Regions from separate parts of the Mus musculus genome. Here region 2 is linked to region 1. The links are chromatin loops, found by intact Hi-C in ENCODE. Cell type or tissue: left cerebral cortex. All regions are shown on one strand. Links, peaks and the distances in the headings refer to the core of each region. The heading gives the core; the rest is flanking DNA. Region 1 holds the start of Calb2 (calbindin 2). Region 2 holds the start of Vac14 (Vac14 homolog (S. cerevisiae)).

Region 1 (9,839 bases), core at 1,311-9,310:
CAGGCTGCGTGAAGGGCAGGAACATAAACTCATTCAACCCTCAGAACCAGTCTCTGAAAGAGCAACAAGTGCTCTCAACGGCTGAGCCATGCCCCATCCTTAAAAAACCAAAACCAAAACCAAACAAACAACCAAACAAAACCCTGCCAATCCCTGTATTCATGCCCCTGCCTCTGCTTTTATACTTGGCATCCTGTGGCAGAGTAGTTTTGACCTGCGTTTCCAGTGAGCTTGCCCCACTGCCTGTTGGACTGTTCAGCACATGGATGGCTCCCACAGAAAGGTGAGCTCCACCCAGCTGGTTCACCCCTGGGGAATTTGGACTTAGGAAACCAAGAGGTCCCATCTATTGGGGAAATGGAAGCTGTGGGTGTTGAGGTTGGTGTCTGTGACAGGAGAGGTTGTGAGAACAGGCGTTCCTTACTGAAGGGAAAAGTAGGGTCTGTGAAGGGCTGTGAAGGGCTGGCTCTGTCTGGCGCTCTAAGAGGAAGGAAAGGGAAGCTTTGGTTCCTAAATGTTTCCCAATGCTAGCTCCCATGGGGCGGAGGAAAGAAAGAAAGAAAGAAAGAAAGAAAGAAAGAAAGAAAGAAAGAAAGAAAGGAAGGAAGGAAGGAAGGAAGGAAGGAAGGAAGAAAGAAAGAAAGAAAGAAAGAAAGAAAGAAAGAAAGAAAGAAAGAAAGAAAGAAAGAGAGAGAGAGAAAGAGAGAGGGAGAGAGAAGGAGAGAGAGACAGGGAGGGATGGAGGAAGGAAGGAAGGGAGGGAGGGAGGGAGGGAGGGAGGGAGGAAGGAAGGAAGGAAGGGGAAGAGAGAAAAGAAGGAGGGAGGGAGGGAGGGAGGGAGGGAGGGAGGGAGGGAGGGAGGGAGGGAGGGAGGGAAGGAGGAGGCAGGAAGCAAGCTGCCATGAGAAGTCTTCATGGCTATGTGTATTGACTAGTGTAACTAAGTCCTACAATGCTTCAGGCTCAGCTTGATCTAGCAGCTCGAGTGATGGCACCTGGGGCCCCATTTCTTTCAGTCCCTCTATCCTGCCTTTTGTAAGAATGGTTTGATCCTCAGTGTCTTCTCTCTCTCTCTCTCTCTCTCTCTCTCTCTCTCTCTCTCTCTCTCTCTCTCCCTCCCTCCCTCCCACTCACGGCCACTCTAGCGTCTTCCCTTGGATAATCAAGATGGCTGCTGCAATTCCAGACTTCCCAGTTTCCTGCCAACCAGCAAATCAAGATGCAGTCCCTGCAGCTCTGTCCACTTTGGGACTTGATATCTTCACCAAAGCGGTGACCTGGACTGGTGGGGATAACTGTGCCCTTTAGATGAGACTCTCTGTTGCTTGCCTCAGTTTTCCTACTTGCAATAGCATCTGCTTATCATGCCCAGGTCATGCAAGGTTCATCCTACATGTTACCTCCCCTAAAACTCCTAACACCTTCCAAGGCTTTACCAGGGCTGAGAGTGTGGCCACCTCACCTGGGGTCGCACGGCTGGCACCTGACAGTGCTGTTGGCATCCAGGAGTCAAGACAGGAGTGTGATTCAGGACCCTGAGCCCCTGACCCCTGTGTGTCTGCATTTTGTAACAGGAGGTCACTTAACAATCACCGACCTCCTCCCATCCCTGCTCTTCTGACATGTGTCACTATGCTCTGACCGAGGTCCCTTGTGCACAGGGAGATGGTTTTGTTTTTTGTTTGTTTGTTTTGTTTTGTTTTGTTTTTGTTTTTGTTTTTTTCCCCAAAGATTCCAAGCTTAAGACTGGGTTACTCAAAAGTCCTGTTCCCATCTCTGGGTTCCTCTGGACTCTATTCTCACCACCACCTCGAGCCGTTTCCATGGAAACTGCTGGGCTCCTGCATCCCTTTCATCCTCCTTTCTGGGAAGCCAGGCCAGCTCGCTGGCACCCTGGTAGCCAGGCCTGACCATTATAAAGACCAAAGAAGCAATATCTGGAAAAGGCATTTGCAGGTCGAGGGAGGCCCTAGGATGTGCTCCCAGTGTCCTTTGAAGTGTTCCAAAATAACACCAGGTGCTCGGAGGGACACTGCCAGTCAGTGCTGCCCACCATGGGCTGCGAGGTGTTTGCCGGCCCATCTCTGGCATCTCAGATTTGGATTCTTTACTTCCTGAGTACCTGGGAGAAAGGCGTCATGGGGGAAAATCTGTTCACTGTACCCCCTTGTGTCAGCAACAGCCCTCAGAGGGGACAGTCAGAGGACTGGGGATGGTGGTACAAAAAGCCACACCCAATCTGGTTCTTTTGGAAAAGAAAGGATCTAGTCACTGGTCAACTGGGAGACACTGGGAGACACTATACAGAGCACTGGTAGCTGGGGGCCTAGGGAGTATTTTCTAGATATTGCCTAGGAACATGGCCTCTGACATTCAAAGATCTTGGTTCCCAAAGGAGACAAAGTGACCTCAGCACCCGACTCTGCTAGGCCCTACTTGGGTATTGTTTCCTCCCAGCCTTGGTTTCTTTATCTTGAAGAAAAGTCTAAATCTTATATAGAACGCCTAAGAGGGTAGCTGTGAGGGCCAACAAACGTTACAACCACTGGTGAAGGCACATACAGACACCAGCATCTACCACCACCACAGTCACAGCCACAGCCACCGCCACCATCACCACCAACCACCACCACCACCACCACCACCATCACTACCACCACCACCATCACCACCATCACCACCACCATCATCATCACCATCATCATCACAGCTGTCATAAGACTCAGACAGAAGTCCTGGAAGAGCAACGAAACCTCAGACATTTGAAACCATGTGAGACTTTCACGGTCAGTGGCCTCAGCTGGAGGTTGGGCAAGCTAAGCAGACAAGAGGAATCTGGCTCCCATGTTGCCAGGTGTGGGCTAGGGCCAGTCTCTCAGAATGTCGGGAAAAGTTCCTATTGCTCATGTTGGTACCAGCATCTACTCTTTCATTTAGCCCTGACCACACACAGGACCCTTGACTACATCATTTGTGGTCCTTTGTGAGACTACTGGAGTTCTCAGAGACTGAACCACCAACCAAAGAACACACACAGGCTGGACCTAGGCCTCCCTGCACATATGTAGCAGATGTGCAGCTTGGTCTTCATGTGGGTTCTGAACAACTACCCCAAAACAACTCTTGCGGGAGAGACTACCCCAAAAGCCATTGCCTACATACGGGATTTTTTTTTTAAGCTGGGCTGCTTTGTCTGGCCTCAGTGGGAGAGGATGAGCCTAGCCTCACAGAGACTTCATGTGACAAGGTGAGGGGGTACCCAGGGGGCCCCCACCTGCTCAGATGAGAAGGGGACAGTGAATGGGGGAAGAATTGTGGGAGGGGGTGACTAGGAGGGGGCAGTGAAAAGTATGTAAAGTGAATAAGTAAAATAATAATAACATTCATTATATAATTATAATAATTGACTATTAATTATACAATTATTATATGATTGTATAATTAATAATAATAATTAGAATAAAAAGAGACTATTTTATTATTACCAACATCTTTATTTTTGCTAAGGTTCAAGGAAGTTAAACCTCCTACCCAAAGCCTTCCAATTAGTTATTTGGCTTTAAACTCACCGATATCTCACTCCAAGGCAGGGACTTCTAATACCTAAGTGACTTTTGCAGGACTGAATTTGAGTATAAAGGAGCTTGTTTAAACCCTTTGGTCCCCCATGAGGGCACACGACCGAGACAAGCAAAAATGGCCCCCAGAAACAGACTCTCTTGGTGCCTCCAAAGTGAACAATGGAGACTGTCCCGATGCATCATTTGGGGTCCACAGTGGTCAGTCCTTTGTAGTCATACCCGGAGCCATCTTCCCCTGGCTTCAGCAGCCCTGGGAAGGAAGACTCGGGCACTGCCTTGGATGTTTACAGACCCAGCAAACAGCTTCTGCCTGCATACCCAGGCTGGGAGGGAGCCAGAGGCAACTCCAAGGAACCCCGAGGGCAGATGCTAGAGCCAGGAGGTCTGAGGCTAGTCCCTTGGGTGCCTAGGAGTTTAAAAGCTGGTATTCTGGAAACATCACCTATCTCATCTGCCCCTGGACCTCACCCTGGCATTCGCCCTTCTAGGAAGCAGTAGCAACTTCGGGGTGGGGTGGGGGTTGCAGAAAGCTAAGAGTTTGAATCTGGAACAGACTCCAAAGGCTTCCGTGTTAAAGGCTTGGCTTCTAGTGGGCCGGGTGTTCAGAGGTGGGATTTGGGGAAGGGAAAGTGGATGGATGGTTAGGGCTTTGACTTCCTCTCTGGATCAATCCATTGACAGGTCCATAACTGAATACACTGAAGGAGATAGGACTAACTGGGAGGTAACAAGTCATTCGAATGTCCATGGAGGCTGTGTCTTGTTCTCTTGTCTTCCTCCTCTCCTTTCAACTCCCTCCCTCTTTTTCACTTCCTGGCCACAAGATAAGGAGCCTTCTCCCCCCCACAGGCCCCCACCATGACATTCTGCCTATGACAGCTCCCTTGAACAATGAACCAAATTTGCCCACAGACTGAAACCTCTAATAAACATTTTTACTCCTTGAACTCGACCTCCTCTGGTATTTTACCATGGCGATGGAAAGCTGACCAGTGCTCCCTCTGATCAAGGAATCCTTTCCAAGCTCACCAGAGAGCACAAGCATAAAGGACAGGAACACAGACTCATGTAATCCCCAGAACAATCCAAGATGTCAATACCCACACACCCATTTTACAGACTCGGAAAGCCAAGGCACAGACAGGCTGTGTAAGCCAAACAACGTTGTGGAGGTTTTGTTGTTGTTTGTTTAGGAACTAGACCCGAGGAGTTTGATTCTATTGCAACTGTTCTTTAGGACTGAGCCTTCTTGCCTTCTCGAAGGCAAGACTCAGGCTGGGGGACTCTAGCTTAGTAATTTCTCAGCCCTGGCAGCAAGGAATGCTGGGTTACAGAAGCCCCAACAGTTAGCCTATTTTGCTGCGTCTTTCCCAGTCTGTTCTTGTAAACAACCTCAAACTGTGTGCCTGGGCAACACACCAGCAGTTTTGAAACTTGGGCTCCATGTTGCCCTTTGAGGTTAGCTCCGAGCTACCTCAACCTGACCCCAGGAAACAGCCTGCTCTTCTCCGCTCCCCCCCCTCCCCCCCACCCCACCCCGGGTTCTCCTCTCCCCTAGCGACCTGCTTTAGATTCTCACCTCCTTCTCTTTTGCTCTCCCTTCGAAGGCAGCTCAGCTAACACTCATTAGCACATGTTAATGAGCAGCAATTCAAGTCTCTGTCCTTCTTTTTAGGGGCAGGGTGCTTGCTGTTGCTCTGAAGGTAAGGTGTCCAAGAAGCAAGCACACACTGCAGACCTTTAGAGTAGGGAGGATATGGGACGGAGGCTGGCTCTCTGATTGAGGAGACCCCACGGTGTGCTGTGCTTGCTGTCTGTTTTCTTTAACAGAAGTTCAGCACATCTTTGGGTCAGAGTTTACCGCCATCTACCTACGGGACTACGGGAGGCTCCAGTCTGCTACTACCTGGATAAAGGTCTAAAAGTCTGCAGGATGTGACAGATACCGGAGGGAAGTGGGTTACTGAACAGTGGAGTAGTTCCTCCATTCCCATCTGAATCCTCATTGCACCTTGTCGATTCCAGTTGTCCACCTACGGTAAAACCTTGAGAACCCTGCTTTCCTGCAATCCTGGTACCCCTCGAGGGAGTCACAGGACAGGAAGAGTTCTGGGCTCAAATCTTAGCTTTGCTACTTGTTAATAATGCTATTGCTGCGACTAGAAACTGGGTGTGCTCAAGATGGACAGAGGGAAGGGAAGGCAGGAGCTGCCTCTCCCCATTTCCAGCTAAATACCTGCGGTGTCCCCGGAGGGCACCCAGAAGTCTCATTGAACACTCTCTCCCGGTCCCCAGGAACCCTGGCAGAGAAGAGCCCCCGCCCGTGCAGCGCCGCGCCCTGCGCGATTCCCTGAGTGTGCGCGCCCCCTTCCGGCGGCCCGACGCGGCGCAGCTCCGGGCTGCATATAAAGGCAGCGTGGCGCGCAGCCCCAGCGCGAGAACCAGAGCCAAGCGGCACCGAGTGACAGCGCGCTGAGAGAGAGGCTTAAGATCTCCGGAGCGGCTCGCCATGGCTGGCCCGCAGCAGCAGCCCCCTTACCTGCACCTGGCCGAGCTGACTGCATCCCAGTTCCTGGAAATCTGGAAGCACTTTGATGCTGACGGTCAGTAAAGCTCCCAACTTCTGGGCCCCTTGACCCTCGGGGACCTGAGCTTGGCAAAGGGGTCAGGGGCATGGCTCAATGCGGGTAGGTATGCTTCGCCCCCAAGTGGTTTGTTCTGTGGCAGAGCCTGCTGGGGTCTTGAGTTCGGGGAAATGCCCGGCTGCCCTGGTGGCAACTGTCAGTAAGTTTTCCCAATGCAGGGTGGCCAGGGCCCAGGTTCTGAGCAAGTCTGAGCGTTCCCAGAGAGGAGGCCTAGGCAAAAAAAGGCTCCCATGACACATTCCCCTGCCTCCTTCCTCACCTTTTCCTTCAAGCTAACGCCCTGCTTCCAGTCCCGTAGCCACAGGTCTCCAAACCTCACTCTCCCTTCTTGCTTCTTACCCCCATCACCAGTTTCAGAGGCTCGAGAAAGCTGAGCGTCCTGAAGGGAACCTGGGGGGAGGGGGCGGCTCCCCTAGCCTGGTTGGCCAGGAGCAGGAGTAGAGGATGCATTGGGGGCTTTTTTTTTTTTTTAAACAAACCAAGGCTTTCTTTATCTATTTTTTTTTAAAACCCTACCAGTATGTGGGTTTCCCAACTACAGCAGCAGCGGATGTGGTGGGAGGGTCCTGGTATTAGCCCCCAGCCTGCTACCTGGTAATATAGATTCCTGGGTACCCTGTGAGTCTGTAGATGGGGGTGGAGGGGAGTGGTGTCACACTCCAGTGACCAACACTCCACTACATGGTCTTGACAATGACCAACCCAAAAAGTGAGGTCCAGGTGAATGGTTTTGGAGGTGGCTTCCAGACCTGGGATTCTAAGTGTCTACAGTCTTATCTGACTCAAATATAAAAGAGCACACACACCACCCCGTCCCTCACCTCTCCTCTGTTCCCACCCCCCAGCTTCTGATATTGCCCGAGACTTTTCTATCACTCAAGAAAAGAAAAGGAAAAAAAAAATTCAATTCACCCTCCAACGCCTGGCTAAGATGAACACCCAGAATGCACTGGCATCTCAGACCTGTTGGCAGGGTGGTGGCTCAGTGGCCCTGTTTATCCCGGGACTGAGAGGGAGGGGGCAGGGAATAGTCTTATCGGTTAGCAACTCCCTACATTCTCTCCTTCCTCTCCGAATCCCCTTGGTAAGGTATGAAAGTGGGTGCACAGAGGTCCTCTGCTCCCAGTGTCTGCCTTGGCAAGGAAAGGGTTAGTGTCTGAGGATGCCAGTGGGTGAAGTTTCCTTGGAGGCAACTGAGAAAGCTGGAGGGGTTGAGGACTAGGTATCTGGATACTGGGGGGTGGGGGTGGGTGGGGGGGATGGTGATCTGCCCGAGAACTACTGATACTGAAGGTGGTGCCTCAGTTTCTCAGTCTGAAAAATGGGGCCAAGGAGAGGCTGCCTTTCCACTTCCCTGCTTCTGGTGCCCAGCTCCCTGATGGAAGGGGCTCTGACAGCAGCCTCACGGCCTCTCATCACTGCGTTGCACACGGGACATGCTTTGGCCAGTGTATCTGCACCAGAGACTTGGCGCGAGGCAAGGAAAGTTACCAAGCTGTCAGGGTTATACCACTGGCCTCCTGCTACATGAGTCAGCTAGAAACAGCCGACTCCACGTCTACTTTTCCCTGGGGGCCATCAGTGATCCTTTCAGTCATTATGAAAACCTTATATTTAGTCTGTTCTGAGATACCGAGTTTTCTAAAAGAAAAACAAACAATTGCACCCTTTTGGTCCCACCCTGAGATGCTTCCTGGCAGAGTCCCCTTGTGCAGTTGAAGATGATGCAGGACTTGGGTGGTGGTGGTGGCTCCCAGCTGGGGCTAGCGTCCATTCAAGTGGACTCCTACTAGGATAGAAAGAGGGTTTTTTTTTCTAGGACTAGCCCACAAAAGATCCTCAGCCCTGCTTTGGAGGTGGGGGGTAATTCCTTTTTATCCCAGAAAGGGACCCCTGCATACACACCCTCAAGGAAGTCCCAAAGTGGGCCCAGAACTGAAATCGATATGAAACGAAAGGGCATAGATGGAGAAACTGGGATTCCACTGAGGGATCTAGAAATAAGCCTGGGACTGCCTTTCTCGGTACCTTGGTGGCTGGCCCTCACCTTGGCCTCTTGAACACCCCAAGGCTGCAGATGAGCCCAGCCCCTCATCACCTGCCCTACTCTGGCTCTGTCTGAGCCTCTCTCTCTTTTTTTTCTCTTGTCCTGGCTTCTGTTTGCAACGTAGGGATCTGTTGTAGGTTTGTTACTCCACTACCTTAAAAACCTCTGGGAGACTCTCCACAGCTCCCAGAGTCCCTGGAGGAAGCTCACTGGAGCCCAGTTAATCATAGGCACCAGGGAGAGGAGCCACCTCGCTCCTGGACTCTTGTAAACAAAGGAGACTTTAGAAAAGATCTTGGTCCAGTGAGAGGAGAGCTGGGGCTGGGTGTGGTGACCCTTACTCAGCCCCTTTCAAGTCAGAAAGAAGAGGTGCTACCTAGTCCTTCCATTCGAAAAGACTGTACTCAAAGAGGTCACTAGCAGTGGGGATGGAGAGCAGGTATTTGAAAAGTCAGAAGCTGAGCAGGAAAGGGCCAGGGATCGCTCCTAGCCTCCTAGACCACTCAACTCTTCCTCATAGGTCACCAAGAGTGGACAGTGGGAGCCATCAGTCTCTCTGATGCAATATCAGGACCCAGTGAGGCGGCAGCCAAACCTCCCTATGCCTTAGTAGGCTCTGAGGATTTTCTACATGTCACCTCCATGCTCAGGGTGACACAGTATCTGAAGCCATCACGCTGTTGCTTCCTGGTCACTTTGTCAGCAGTTCTTTGACTCTATAAGATCCAAGTGGCTGTCAGGCCTGGTAGCACAGGCCTATGCCCGACAGCTTGGGAAGAGGACTGCAGATCCAAGCACTGCCTGCATCACAGAAGAATGAGTTTCAGGCCAGCCTGGGCAACTTGGTGAGAATCTTATCTCAAAATAAAAAGGAAGAAGAGGGCTGGAGATGAAGCTCTGTTTATCTAAATGTTTATCTTCTGAGTAGCAGGGTTTAGGTTCAGTCATCAACAACACAGTGAGAAAGAGGGAGACGGAGAGGGACAGACAGACAGACAGACAGACAGACAGATGGATGAATGGAGGGAGGGAGGGAGGGAGGGAGAGAAAGGGTAAGGGAGGAGAAGAGGGAAAGAGAGAGAGAGAGAGAGAGATTCAGGTGGCTGAGATATGGATGCCCAAGTCAGAGTTTACATACCATCTCTGTGTGGTTCTGACAGACATTACTCAGGCTCCTAGTCCACTGATAATCTGTGAGGAGCCACGTTGTGGCTCAGCAAAGAAATAGAGGTGTTTTCTGTCAGCCTTCCAGAAGCAATCAGAATGCAGACGAGAAAGAGGAGCAAGCAGACATTCATGGGCCAAGAGAGGTAGCATTTGATCCGGGCTCTTGTCCTAAATACGTAGAAAGGTGCACAAGCAAGAGAGCCTACGAAAGGAGTTACTTGAAAGTAAACAACAACAAAAACAACAAAAAGTGGATTCTAGTCAGCTCCATTGTAGGACAGCACAGAGCCATCAAAGTGAGATGGAGTCGATGCCACTTAAGCAAGGCACAAGGTGAGCTGAGTTTACTATGTAAGAAGGAAAATAGTTGTATGGACGCTTTCTTTCTCAGGAAGAATG
Region 2 (9,518 bases), core at 1-8,000, 450 kb before region 1:
GGATCCCCAATGGAGGACTTAGAGAAAGGACTGAAGGGGCTGAAGGGGTTTACAACCCCATAGGAAGAACAGCAATATTAACCAACCAGACACCCCAGAGCTCTGAGGGACTAAACCACCAATCAAGGAAAAATCTTGAGTGCCTTCGCCTTTGTGAAATTGTGGCACCATGCTGACAGAGGCAGTGGCAGAAAGTTCTTCAGGTCTAGTGCCCAGCGGGCACTCCACGTGTACTATTAGAGGTGGTCACACCATGCTAGCAGAGTGGAACCACACATGCCTTTCCTTGGACATTTAGCATCTGAGGACCTGCAATAACTATAAGACATCTTACTTCCCACAGGAATACCAAATGCAGTACTGGCTGTCGTATGAGAAGATGGCTTTGTAGAACTGAAAGCAGCAACTAATATCACTACAGAGATGTCCAAGGATGAAATTCATTATACACACATTTCCCCCCACTTTGGGTCGGGGAACCCACTAACAGGAGTGGGGTTTCTTGTCTGGAGATAGGGTTAACATACCCAGCTAGTGGGGATGCCCTTTAGGACAGATACACCCAGCTGTAAATCTTGGAAAGATGATTTAAGAGGTCTCCACTTCCTCTTCTGTGAAATGGGTTAGCATCATCTGCTTCATAGGGCAGTGAGAGGCAGGGTGGGTAAACAATGGCTAACCACAGGGATGCTTCTCTCCATCCCTCTGCATCCCACTTCTACCCCAGGGGATGGGGCAGATGGAACTTTACATACTCATGATCATAGTGACTGAGTACCCTTTAGGCTCCATACTCACATGATGAGGCGCTAGCCACACCCTTCCCCCACCCCCCACCTCCCTGCAAATACCTATGAAAAGGCCAGGCAGGCCCCTAGAACTGTGAGCAATAAATGGATATTACTGAAGCCACTAGCTTGTGGTATTTTGTTAGAGCAGCAGGGGCAGACTGCACGTAACAGGGGTTGAGAAAAGCTCACAATACACTTAATATCCCTCAGCTTTTCTCCACCCAATGGGGAGTTCCAGCCAGAACTAAGGAAGCCTGAGACACCAGCCTCCTTGAAAACCACAAAGCACACTCCTGTTCTGCCTCTGAGATTTGAATCTTATTCACTGGAGGTGTACTTAAATGGGCTCCTAATCATATCTCACTCTGACGACTAGGCTCAGCTGTCTATGAGGCTGAGGGCTTCCTGCTTGGTTTGGGAAAGCCAGAGACAAGCTACTGTCAGCCAGGCCTTCAGCCTCTTACTAAGAGACAGCATGGTATGAAGCTGAGTTCCTGCTTCCACAGAGCTCAAGGCCTCAGACAGGCAGCAGATCTAGAACAACAGAGTGGTCTGGAGTTCTAGACAAACATTGTACCACTCAGAGTTTATCACTAGTCTCTCCCAGAGTTGTACCAGTTTTCTACTGGCTCCTGTTACAAATGGCCACAAACTTAGAGGCTTAGGACACAACTTATGGGCCTTACTGAACTAATCAGGGTGTGAGCAAGTTGCTGTAATTTGGAAGCTGTACAGCAGTGTGAGTGGACAGGCCTTTGGGGGTTGCATATCAGATAACCTGCACATCAGACACTTACATTATGATTCATAACAGTCAAACTTACTGTTATGAAGTAGCAATGAAACAATTTTATGGTTGGGGTTGCTACAACATGAGGAACTGCATTAGAAAGGTTGGTTTTCCTGGAGAGCAGGAAAACCTTGCCAGCTTACAGATGATGCCCACATTCTCTTACTAGCTGCTCCTTACAACTTCAAGGCTAATGTAATGATGGCTGCTGGAGACTCTGATACTCTCCTTGCTTCCCTCTTTCACACTAAAGGATGCTTAGGGCTACACCAGGTCCACCTGGGTAATCTAGGCTAATCTCCCATTTTAAAATCACCCGATATAAAAACAGGTCACCTGGGAAATTAGATTTTATAGATTACAAGAATTGAATGCCTAAGTTCTACTTAATGAGCATAATTTTTTTAAAAGAAAACTCTTTGGAAACGATTGGTCTATCAGTTTCATCATTTTTTTTCTATATAAGTCCACAGCATGATGCAATTAAATTCTAAATAAATAATATGAACTTTAAAAAAAATAAAAATAAATAAAATCACCCGATTAGCAACTTTGTACCTGCTATGCTTCTCCCTTCTTTGTCTCTGTGATGTAGAGTAGGAGCCTGCGCAGCTGTACTTGTGTACATGAGTGCATGTGCAGGCCAGAAGCCAACACCTGTCTCCTCCACAGGAAAGGTAAGTAGAACTTTACTTTTTGAGACAGGGTTTCTCACTGAACCTGCACTTCACTGTTTAGTTACAATGACTGACTTAAGTCCAGGCACTTGGATTTCTAGGTGCAGGCTGCCAAGCCCAGGTTTTACATATGAGCCTGGGGATCCAAATTCAGGTTCTCATGCTGGTGTAGCGAGGATATTTGAATGCGAAACATCTCCCATAAGCTTGCATACCGAAAACATTTGGTTGCCAACTGGTGGCACTGTTTGGGAGGAAGCTCTGGAACCTTTAGGGGATGGAGTGTTGCTGGCGGAAGCATGTCACTGGAGGAAGACACAGTCTCCCCCCACTTGCAGTTTGCTCTTCTGCTTTATATAAGTGAGTGGACAGAAATGAGCTCTCGGCTTCTTCTAAGCTGAGGGCTGCTGTGCATCCACTGCCAATATGGGCTTGCTCTCTGAAACCATAAACTAAGACAACTCTTTTCCTCCATAAGTTGATTGTGGCTTATGGGCTTTTACTGTAGCAACAGAAAAATAACTAATATTCCCACTGAGCCATCTCCTCAAGCTCATACCTGCTATCTTAAATTCAAACATTCACAGGTTCCAGGGATTAAGATATCTTTAGGAGGCCATTATTCTGATAACCAAAGAGTGTCAAGAGAAGTACTGATATAAAACAATTATAAATATTTAAAAATAATTATGTAACAGCTGTTTGCACATTACATAACAGTTGCGATGTGTCTAGGGCTGCATTAGCCACGTCTGCATTAGCTCCCGGAATAAAACGCACACCAGGCCCCAGTGAATACTGTTGTTAGTCTGTGGATGAGGACACTGGGGTTAATTAGCTTGCTCAGGCGCACCTCACTAGCGACTAGGAGGAGCTGGAATCCCAGCTCCCAGGCTTTAGTGCTCAACACCAACACTCCATGTGGCCTCTTAACTAAGAACAGGCGTCTTGGAGGGGTTCGCTCAACTAAGAACAGGGCAAGCATGTTCACTTTTGCAGCACACGAGCTGTCACACGCCACACGCAACAGTCAATGCTCTAACTTTTCTTTGATGGGGTATCTGTGGGGACCGATTAATAGGCTACTTGACCAAGGGTTAGTCTGATGAAGAATATATGCAAATATCGAATATTCTATGCACAGAACAGAAGGTCTTTGAAGTTAGCACTTGCCAAGCTTTAACATGTACAACAGTCATGCAGGAATCTTGTTCGAGGGCCAATTCTAACTCACACAAGGATGAAGCCAGCGTCTCTCTTCAGTAGCTGTCTGCAGGCCACTTTTGAGAAGCAAGTTCCTTAGGCTACAATGTTACTCTCCTATCAAAACTGCAAAACTATTGTTCCTGTGTACAAGTGTCAAATGCCACTAGGCACTCACTGTGTTAAGAGAAGAGGATAAATCAAATGTTTTTTCTCTTAAGGAGGCCATAGTCCCTTACCACCCTAGGAATTTTCTCTGAATTTTACAAATCAAGGGCAATGTCTAATACAAAACAAACTGGGTTAACAACTAAGCCCCTACACGACCACCTGCAGAGAAGTCTTCCACAGACTGACCGGAAGCAGCTATGCTGTGAACACCTCTGTTCAAGGACCTAACAGATGACTCAAGCCAGGATAAAAGCAGATACTTCTGTGACGCTGAGTGGGTGGCAAAAAACTGGTGTCAGTGTGCCACTGTCTGAATCTTAACCGTTTCTCAAAGGCCCGTGTATGCACGGTGTAGGTAGCCCTCTGTCTGGTTCATTCGGAGTTGACAGAGTTTGAGAGTTAGGCTTATTGAGAGCTCCTTTTGGTGTGTGCCCTTGAAGGGCTTCATCATGCCCAAAAGCTACAGGTCCAACTGACCACATACTACCCTGTCCATTTAAATCTCGAGTGTTTGATACAGCAATGAAAACCTAATATACACTGCAACTTCACAAAACCAACAGAACTCACGGACACACAATCATACCTAGACACTATCTTTGGGTCACACTATTCGGCATGACAACAGAACTGTGCTAAGCACTGCAATGCAAGGCAGTAAACAGAAAAGAGGGGAAAAAAAGGCGGCGGCTGAGGAAAGAAACCGCTAGCGTGAGTACTGCAAACAAATGGAAGGGTCTTCTTACCTAAGCCCAAAGCCATTAGTCTAGGGCAAAGCAATTGTTCTCAACTAGTGTGATTTTGATTCTTTAAGGGACATTTGGCAAAGTCTGATGACAATTTGGGTTGTCACAACTGATGGAGTACTACTGGCATCTAGTGGGTAAAGGGCAGAGGTACTACTAAAAAAAAAAAAAAAAATCACACAAGCTACAGAACTGCCCATCACAACCAAGTATTGTGCTTCCCAAATATCAACAGCACCGAGGTTAAAAAACTTTGAGTAAAGAGTCTATCCTAGTCAATGAGTGAGCACCACTCCATAGCTTAGGGCTGGCCATGTGACCATTGTACAATGACTGAAATGTTCTCTAGTCTGCACTGTGCAGCTGTAGTGGTTGGCTCCTGAACACCCAGATTATGGGTAGTGAAACTGACGTGCTGAATTTACAATTTGTACTGATTCATTACTTTGTTGTTGTTGTTGAGACTGGATCTAGCCCCGTGACCAATGCTAATCTCAAACGAGTACAGTATTTCTGCCCGAGCCTTCCAAGTGCCAAATCTCAAGCCTGTGTCACTACTCTGGTTAACTTAAATTTACATAGACACATATGGTCCGCTGTTACCAAGTTGGATGTCTTAACTCCTAATGTTTTTCTAGTTTTACAGGCTGCTGCTTTCTACTCTTCTGAAACCACCTACTCAACTGACTGTTACTAAGATTTGGCTGGGGGAAAAACACGTGCTCTCTCACATACTCAGCAAAACATTACCGAATTAAACATTCCCTATTTCGAACACCTGGAAACACCAGTGCACTATTACACACACGTATACTATTGCAGAAGCGGGGAAGGGCAAATCTTCCCATTTTCACTTGCAAGGGAGGGTGGCCTGACAATCTTCTGAGCATTGGATCACGTGCTTTGACCTATTTCTACACTTGGCCACTTCAGAAGCTGCAAAGAGAAGGCGGGACACCATAAGCAAATTCTCCACCTCCTCAGAGAGGCCACTCTCCGATCTAGCTGGCTTTTGACTGAGGCCACACTGAATGTGTCAGGTACTGCGCTAGGTTCTGCACATACCTTAAGTCAATTCATTTTCACTGCTATCTGGGAGCACCAGGAGGTTAAGACTAGCAAAGATAGGGCTCTTGGATTTCCCGCTCTAAAGCAATGTGCTAAGAGCTGAAACCGGAGAGGTCAATACCGAACCCTCGCCGCGGGCAAGCAGAACCGCTAGGCGCTGCAAAGCCAGGGCGGGGTCCCAGGAGCTCTTACTTCTCGATCTCCAGCGCTGCAACCTTCCGCTTTTCGTAGAGTTTATCATTCAGGGCCCTTACGATGTTGGGAGTGAGCGGCGCAAAATCCTTCTCTGGGTTCATGGTGGCAGCTCGCGCTGCGCCTGGGAGCCTCCAGACACCTTAGCCCGAGGTTGCCTGGGCCGTGCCAGGGCCGGGGGAGTGTGCGGCTCCGCGCGGACACCGGAGCCTGCTCATGGGCTATGCCGCCCAGGGCCCGCCTGCCTCGTCCCGCCGCCACGCGCCGCCTCGGGTCCCCCTGCTCCGACCCTGCTCTCCCACGCGCGACCCGGTCCGCCCCACGGCTCACGCGACCAGCTCCCGCCAGGAACCGGCAACGCTCACTGGGCCGCGGCCATGTTACTCAGGTCACGTGACGCCGCGAGCACTTCCGCCTTCCGCCGACCGAAGGTTCCGCCCCCCCAGGCCACGCCCTCTCGTGCTTGCTGCAGCGGATTGGCCACACTTGTCAGGGATCCACCCCACTCTTCACCTGCTGCTGGCTTCGGTGCGGGTTTTTGCTGAGAGTGAAGAGCAGGTGGTGGGAGCCGTTTCAGGCTCACTGCCAGAGCTTTGCGCAGAGCGGGGGGCTTCTGGAAACAGTTTATAGAGGGAGCCTAACTCAAATTTAATTTATGCATTAATTCTTTGGTCACTTAACAGTCACTTTCGCGTATGCCAACGTTTCCACCATTTTCACCATATCTTAACCATCTGTCTGATTTTACATTTTATTTCTGCGTGTGTGCATGCACCAACGAGCGCCTTTGGAGGCCATAGGGCAACTTGGGAGGGAGTCGGATCTCCCCACCCACTCACCATGTGGGGGTCCCAGGATTGAGCTCCAGTCCGCCAGGTTTGGCGGCAGATGCCTTTGTCTGCTGAGCCACCCCTCTAATCCAATTATTATTTTAGAGACAGGGTCTCAAACTCTCTCTATAGCTGAGGATAGCCTTGAAATCTCGATTCTCATGCCTTTATCTGCTGAGTGCAGGGATTACAGGCAAGCGTCACTACAGTTGATCTTATGTGGTGCTGGGCGTGGAACCCCGGGTCTGGTCAAGTCTACCAACTGAGTCAAACCCTCAGATTGTATTTAATACACATGTGCTACTCAGATGTGTGTGTACATATGTATGGAGATCCGAGGTCAGGTGTCCTCTTTTTTTTTTTTTTTTTGTTTGTCTGTCTGTCTGTTTGTTTTTTCGAGACAGGGTTTCTCTGTGTAGCCCCGGCTGTCCTGGAAGACCAGGCTGGCCTTGAACTCAGAAATCCTCCTGTCTCTGCCTCCCAAGTGCTGGGATTAAAGGCGTGAGCCCCCATGCCGGGCAAGGTGTCCTCTTTTGCTCTTATTTTTCCACCCTTATTGAGACAAGGTCTTATGTGTCCTAGGCTGGACTCTATGCATAGTGATTAAAAAAAAAAAGTCCTGGCTAATTTTTATGTCAACTTGATACAAGCTAGAATCATCTGAGAGGAGGAAGCCTCAATTGAGAAAATGCCTCCATTAAGATTGGGCTGTAGGCGAGCCTGTAAGGCATTTTCCTAATTAGTGATTGATGTGAGAGGGTCCTGCCCACCATGGGTGGGTCCACACTAGGCAGAGGTTGCTGGATTCTATAAGAAAGTAGGCTGAGCAAGCTTTAAGGAGAAAGCCGGTAAGTAGCATTCCTCCATGGCCTCTGCATCAGCTCCTGCCTCTATGTTCTTACTTTGAATTCCTTCAGCGATATAAGCTATATGGCGAAATGAACCATTTCCTCCCCCAAGTTACTTTTGGTTTTGGTGTTTTTATCACAGTAGTAAAAACCTTAATAAGATAATAACTGAAAGGTTAGGTTCCTCAGGCCTCCACCTTCCTTATTGCTGGGATGACAGGCGTGGGCTACCACACTGGGTTTATGTGGTGCTGAGGACAGAGTGGGAGGCTTTGTGCATGCTAGTCACCTAACTGAGCTACACGCCCAGTCCCGACCTTTTCTGTAATGAGATCTTTCACTGAACCTGAAACTCATGGATTTGGCTGGGGGGCTGACCAGGGAGCCCTAACTGGCCCGTTTCCACCTCCCTCACCTCCCAGTGCTACAGTTAGAGACCACAAGCTCCGCCTGACCAGGTGTTTAAGTGGGTACAAGGAATTTCAAGACAGGTCTTTGGGCATGTGTGGCTAACACCCTACAGGTTAAACCAACTCTCTGGTCCCTCGAATCTATTTCCTTTTAAAAGAAATCTTAAACTTTCACCTCATCCTTGCTTGTGCCCTGAAGTGAAAGATTAAAATGTTTCTTAAGACATATTAAAATATTAGCCATTTAAAAGTGGTATTATCATCCCCTTGGCAATGGGCAGAAAGATACCTTGTTGGTGTTGTTTTTAGTCAGGGGGGCAAAACAGATGGCAGTTCCTTATTCATCCTGGTTTGATCCTGGTTTGGTGTCCAAAGTTGTTTCAGTCCTCTGTGAGGTGGCTCAGGGAGCGTGATACCTTCCCCCGACCTTGCCTCTTTGCCACCCTTGGCAACTGGAAGAGCTGGCCCATCTGGGGTCATGAGAGCAGGTGACCTGGCCCTATCCCTGGCCAGCTGCAGCGTACTTCACCCCCTGCCTCACCTTGGCAGCATAGTAGGGCTAGCCCTGGTCAAGGGATGTGGGTAAGCCAGCCCGAGGGTGCAAATTCAGGAGAGATGGCCCTATCACTCTGCCATGGCATGGGTGTGGGGGTGATGCCCCCCAACTCCTCAATCACCTGTGGTAGTAGAGCAGGTGAGATGGCCCTGTCCCTTGCCAGTTGTAGTACTTGTGAGAGTGGGCCCTGCACTGTACCTGGGCAAAACAGTGGAGCTGGTCCTGATGTTGAAGACATGGGTGAGTCAGCCCCAAGGGTGAGAGAGTGGAAGAGCCAGCCCAGCTCCTCACGAGCTGCAGCACAAGGACCCTGTGTCTTGACTGGGCACAATGGAGCTGGTTCTGGAGGCATGCATGTAGGTGACCCCGCCCTGAGGGCATGACAGCAGGAGAGCTGACCGTGTCTCCTGCTGATGGTGGCATTGGTTGGCCTGGCCAGAGCAGTGCTGGAGTTTGCCCTGTTGGTGCAGATAAGGGAGAGCTGGTGGGCTGGCCAGCTCTGCTACCACAGGGCTCAGATCCAGGGCTCTGAGATGCCCCACCCAAAAATCTTTATCATCTGCCAATGGTTGGACTGCATGAAAGGGCCAGTCCTGCTGTCCTAAAGCTACAGGAACTCCATGACACAGGGCAACGACGGGGTGACTGGGAGGAGTCCTGATGAGGATCCATTATTGATGGTGTCACAGAAGCCAGAGATCTTGAACCAGACTCATTATAGTGAACATTTGCAAATAAAGATGTATGGACAGAGGCATATACTATGGGACACACTGTGGCATGGTACAGTTTCCACAATGAGATGTTTTCTATGCTTTTTTGGGGGATGTATGTTTTTCATCTTGTGCAAGGGTGAAGGGCAGATATGAGGGAACAGGGAGATGGGTAAGACTGGGGTACATGGTGTGAAACTAACAAAAAAAAATCAATAAAAAGCAAAAAAAAAAGTGATATTATCTCCTAAAGTTGCAGGTACTAACTGTAACAGACCCCTAGACCTTGTCACAATTGATACCACGGTGGAAGTACCACTTAGGCCATAAAACTCAGCTTTCACACAGCACCACCTGCCAAAATAAAAACAAAGGCCTAATCCATCAAAATCCATAGTTCTGGAAAAGTCTCCAAATGTACTAACCTTGTTTTTGGCTTCTGTAGTTCTGCTTCTGCCTAACTGTTCTTGCTAACTGAAGAATGTCAACCTAGGATGTCGGTTTTGTACTTAAAAGCTCATTC

What was found. Hi-C counts contacts between places; a loop is a spot of excess contacts. Peaks named below come from ENCODE experiments on the same cell type or tissue, not always from the same donor. Only the 100,000 strongest peaks of a DNase experiment are listed, where the experiment ranks them.
Region 2: it touches region 1 in a loop (2.4-fold over the local background); 1 of 42 quality-filtered maps calls a loop at or near these places.

Annotation. Positions count from the first base shown.
Region 1 is chr8:110,164,389-110,174,227 of GRCm38, reverse strand. It overlaps Calb2 (calbindin 2), which reads left to right and starts at 6,016. Exons shown (of 11, transcript NM_007586.2): 1 at 6,016-6,184. The coding sequence starts at 6,091. In left cerebral cortex, for the core only: a CTCF peak has its summit at 5,950 (motif pointing left); DNase peaks (open chromatin) are centred at 1,840 and 5,975.
Region 2 is chr8:110,615,114-110,624,631 of GRCm38, reverse strand. It overlaps Vac14 (Vac14 homolog (S. cerevisiae)), which reads right to left and starts at 6,065. Exons shown (of 19, transcript NM_146216.3): 1 at 5,639-6,065. The coding sequence starts at 5,742. In left cerebral cortex, for the core only: a CTCF peak has its summit at 4,514; DNase peaks (open chromatin) are centred at 3,932, 5,109 and 6,069; H3K4me3 peaks cover 2,048 bases; H3K27ac peaks cover 1,062 bases.